2 separate regions of the Homo sapiens genome follow, and region 2 is linked to region 1. Evidence: chromatin loops called from intact Hi-C (ENCODE). Cell type or tissue: dorsolateral prefrontal cortex. All regions are shown on one strand.

Region 1 (2,500 bases):
AGAGCCCTTTCTTTTGGTGTTTTGTAACAATATAAAAAACGATCTGGCTTTTCAAAATATACTCCTTTTCCTTTCTATATGCAAATGATATGAAACACTGGCAAGTTGTCCTTAAAAGTCAGCCCACCTTCATGGCCCAGATAAAGTGGGCAATAATTCCTCTCTAGGTCCTCCGCACATTAGGTGCCAGTCTCTCAAGTCTCTTCCTAGACAATTTCTAGCAGCCAGGAAACATAATTTTTGACCTTGAAGACTTTAGCATTCCAAATCTAAGAATACAATCAGGTGTGTTTTCTTTTGGCAAACTGTGAGCTTACACACACCCCCAGAGTGGCATTTGAATGCTGTGCACAGTCTTGACTGTGTTCGAGGTTAGAGAACTAAAGACAAGATTCTTTCTCTCTTGTAATGAAGAAACAAAAACCACATAGCCTATATTCCACAAAAGAATACCAGCATAATATATCCTTTTTTAAAGATGTAATTCATTAGATGTGTGTAGAGAATAAAAGTGTAAATATAGGCTGGGAACGGTGGCTCACGTCTATAATCCCAGCATTTTGGGAGGCCGAGACAGGTGGATCACCTGAGGTCAGGAATTCGAGACCAGCCTGGGCAACATGGTGAAACCCCCGTCTCTACTAAAAATACAAAAAAAATCATCCGGGCGTGGTGGCACGCGCCTGTAATCCCAGCTACTCGGGAGGCTGAGGCAGGAAGATCGCTTGAACCGGGGAGGAAGAGGTTGCAGTGAGCCGAGATCGCGCCATTGTACTCCAGCCTGGTCAACAAGAGCGAAACTCCGTTTCAAAAAAAAAAAAAAAAAGTGTAAATATAGTACTAGCTTCATTGATATGTCTTGCTGCTTCTGGGACTTTAGAGAAGCGTATAAGAAGAAAGTGTGTGTGCCTTTACGTAAGGGAGCATATGAGAGAGAGAGAGAGAGTGTGTGTGTGTGTGTGTGTGTGTGTGTGTGTGTGTGTGTGTGTCAGAGAGAATGTTCATGGCAGGAGGAGGGGCGGTGAATATATGAAGGGAAGTTGGGAAAACCCTTCCCTTTTTGTGCACTCCCAGGGCAGCAGCCGCAACCCCAGAATGAGGAGAGGACTTAAGAGCAGGCACAAGGTTCGCTGCCATGACTGATGTGAAGCGACCTGACGCACAAGCGGAGACTTTTCTCCTTGGCAGCCAACAACCTGCAGCAGGCAAGGCGGGCGGGGGAGGAAACCCCGAGGAGGCGCTCCCGGCCGCCTCTTTGCTGAGATAGCAGGAGCAGCAGCCTGAGGAGCCACGAGCTCAGCGTCACTGAGCTAGTGCGGGTGCAGGGGCGCTCAGGCAGGCGCACAGGCCGGGAGCCGCTTCTGCCGCTCAGGCGGCCGCGCTGCAGAAAGCCGCGCCGCGCTGCCCGAGCGCCCGGGGCTGGCCCGCGAGCGGGAGGAGCCGGCAGCCGCGCTCCGCCCCGCGCTGAGATTCGTGCCACCTGCCTCGAACACCACGGAGGCGAGAGGAACCCAGAGAGCTCGGCCTCTCGTCCCGTTCTCGAAAAGCAGCCTATCGTGACGGAGCCGGGAGAAGGCTAGCGTTTCAATCCTGTGCAGGACTGGGATTTTTCTTCTCATAATTTGGGGGAGCCGGAGTAGAGGTCAGAGGGACAGGCGAGGATCTCAAAAAGAGACCGAGGGTTGTGAACATGGTTACCCCCTCCTATCATTGGAAAATCTCCTTGACATTTTTCACACTTTGAAGCAGCTGCAGCTGGTGTCGTCGGAAAAGGGGGTGGGAAAAAAGAGAGGGGGCGGGGAGAGCGGTGAGACACAGCCAAGAGCCATGAGCGGCGCCTCCTCGCCTGCCAATCCTGGCACCTGTGCGCCGAGCCACTGCACCGAGGAGGACCCTACTCCGGGTGAACACCGGGCTTGAAGCCACGGACACCCAGCCCCAGTGCAGCGGGTTCTCGCCGGCGGGACCTGCAGCCGCCCACTCGGGCCACCGCCACCGCCTCCTGCAGTTGCGGAGCGCTCAGCCCCTCCGAGACGCCCGCTGCGCCCTGGCCCCTGGGGATCCTCGCCCTGCACAGGCGCGGCAACGGGCAGGGGTTGTTACGGAGTTGGGTGCAGGATTCGCCTTTCCTGCTTGTCTCTTCTCCGCCCAGGATTTATTGTCTGTGGAGCCTTCTGGGGGCGGGGAGGGAGCTGCGCCTCCGCCACCGCCGCCGCCGCCGCCGCTGCTGCTGCGGTCGCTAGCGCGGCGCGCTGGGCAGGCTGAGGCTGGGGAGTGGACGCGCTCCTGCCTCCCCCGCCGGCGCTTCGGGCTTCCCCTCAGCCGCTTCCCGCGGGAACCTCTCCAGCCGTCCACCTGAAGGGCACTGGCATCATGGTCTAACGTGGCACCTTCCTGGATTCCCCTCTATCTCCTGTTCTTCCTACCTTCTACTCCTTCCCTCCTCTTCTCCTCCGAAGACCCTGGCGCCCACTCCACTGCGGACCCCTGAACACTTAAG
Region 2 (2,500 bases), 70 kb after region 1:
AAATATTAAATTGAAAAAGTTTGTTTAGGACATATTCATTGAATGATTGAATAAATGAATGAATACCAAACCTACTTCCTGGTTTCAAAGAATCTACCATGCATCAATTCAATAGTACCTAGGATAAGTGTAGAGTTTTATATTTCTTGAAAAAAGAATGGCCAGATTTGTGTTTTCAGGTCATGCAACCACATATGTGATTCTATTCAGTTCCGTTCAATTCTAAATCTATTGAGAAATTTTTATGTTACTTGTATATGACAGTTTCATCTGTTAGGCATTTTTCTTAGGCAAAATGAGAATTCAAAGTCCAGCTGCATTTTAGAATATATTCTCCTCACCAATAAATTCAAAAAATGAGTTCTACTATCACTACAAATCCAGAGGATTTTACATCCAGGCACAGACACACACACACACACACACAGAGACAGATACATTTTGTAGTTAGCAAGTAGGAGGATTAAAGGCTATGGTTATCTAAACACCTTCTGTAATCTTGTAATCATTTTTTTTCTTATTATGGCTGTTCAGAAGTTCCAGCAAAATGTTAAATACAAATGGTGATAATGGATTCATTTATTTTGTTTTTGGCTATAAAGGGAATGTTTCTTATGTTCACCATTAACCATGATATTTGTTTCTTTAACCTTTCTCAGGTCAAAGAAATTTCGGTATTCCTCATTTGTTGACAAATAAAGACCTCAGAGTTGAAATTCACCTAAAATATTTCTGCACATGTTGAAGTGGTTGTATTATTTTTATCCTTTAATATATTCATTGGAGGAATTACAATGGACAGTCTAGTGTTAAACCAACCATGCAGTCTGGAATACTTGGAAACTTATATTGATCATAAAAGATATAAATATTTATATCTGACTGGATTTAATTTGCTAATATTTTATTCATGATGTTTCAACTTTGTTTATGAATGAAATTAGACTCTAATTTTCTTCTCTCATATTGCCCTTGTTGTGTTCTTTGGTATAAAAGTTACAGTGACTTCGTATTAGTTGGGAAACTCTCTCTTCACTTCCTTCGCCTTCACCCTTCTCTCTTTCTCTCTCTCTCTCTCTTCCCCTCCCCCGCTCCCCCGCACACAGAGTTTATATAAGGTGGGTTAACTAAACACCTAGATTCAGTGCGGGGATTTAGGGTGGCATTTGTTTCATTTTGAGGAGGTAGGTTTTAAACTACTGAATAAATGTCTTTAATAGCTCTAAATAAATTTAGGTGGTTTTCTAATTCTTCTTTGAGTTTGTTTCACGTCAATGTCTCACACTGTTTTTATATTTTCCATAAAAAGTATTATTGTCTTTACATATTCATATTAAAAATAATTTTGTCCTAAGTCTTGGGGTTAATTCTACATAAATATTTGAGCATTGCAGAGTTGGAAAAAAGAGTAGCAATACAAGACTGCTAGTTAGAAGACCTGATCTCTTATCACATCCCACAACCCACTTATCACAACTAAACATGGAGGCTTTGGCAAGATATTTAATCTTACCAGTTCTATTTCTACCTAAAATTTTGGAAAATTGACTGGATTTTTGGGGAATTAAATGAGGTAATTTATTTAAAAGTCAAATAGTATTCCTCAGGGTTATGAAATACACGTTAATCTTCTTTTCCTTTCTTTTCTTTCATGACTATTTGTAAGCATCTATTCTGTTAAATAGCTTTACCTTATGTAATCCATCTCCCTGTAACTAATATATTTTACTTAATTACACAGAATCATTTTAATATGTCAACTGTTGATTTTCTAAAGGACAAAGAATGTTTTTTAAAGATAAGCAGAGACTTGATGAAGCAAAGCTGAATTTCTTAAGCCTAGTGCAGTAAAAGAAAATGCCACCTTGAGATAATCTTAGTATTAGTCCAGAATAGAAAGGTGACACATTTTTAGGGTTTAAGAGCCTCGCCTGAGATTTTAAGGCCAGTTTTGCAAAGAGAGAGAAAGGGTGGGATTGGAGGGCACAATGAAGTGAGTCTTGATGAGCAATATGTTAGTGTCAAGAAAAGAAATTTTGGGTTAGTTTACAGAATTATCTTTCAGAAGCAAATATTTCTTAGAGAATAGCCAAGTTTATTTTGTTTGTTCTCAATTTTAATATAAAGATGGGAAAGTATGCACTGTCTCAATGTTGCTTAATTTAAATACAAGAAAGTAATCCAGCTCTCAGTAGCGTTTAACACTATGTCAAAAATTATATTCATTTTAGTACTAAATATTAATCATTCATTTGGTCATTTCTAACCCTGTGCCTGAATACAGACTATTATTGTCTGGGAATAATTAATTCAGATCTGTACTTCTGTTTGATACGTCATGATCAAGTGTAGAATTTCTGATGGTAGTCATTCCAGTTTCTGAAAGTGGCATATATTCTTGTTCTTTTCATTAGAAAATCATTTGTTGCATTTTTAATGAGACAGAACAGTGACTGTGGAGCAGCACTTAAAACTGGAGATCACAATTTGATTCCTATAA

What was found. Peaks named below come from ENCODE experiments on the same cell type or tissue, not always from the same donor. Only the 100,000 strongest peaks of a DNase experiment are listed, where the experiment ranks them.
Region 2: it touches region 1 in a loop (5-fold over the local background); 4 of 110 quality-filtered maps call a loop at or near these places.

The regions. Positions count from the first base shown.
Region 1 is chr1:69,566,074-69,568,573 of GRCh38, forward strand. It overlaps LRRC7 (leucine rich repeat containing 7), which reads left to right and starts at 1,849. Exons shown (of 27, transcript NM_001370785.2): 1 at 1,849-2,500. RefSeq lists a silencer at 1,273-1,502. In dorsolateral prefrontal cortex, a CTCF peak has its summit at 1,237; DNase peaks (open chromatin) are centred at 1,258 and 2,038; H3K4me3 peaks cover 2,169 bases; H3K27ac peaks cover 2,500 bases.
Region 2 is chr1:69,636,019-69,638,518 of GRCh38, forward strand. All of the region lies in intron 1 of LRRC7 (leucine rich repeat containing 7), which reads left to right. Among named protein-coding and RNA genes, the nearest start is that of LRRC7, 69 kb to the left of the region's middle. In dorsolateral prefrontal cortex, no CTCF peak of the experiment used is centred here; no DNase peak of the experiment used is centred here; H3K4me3 peaks cover 466 bases; H3K27ac peaks cover 689 bases.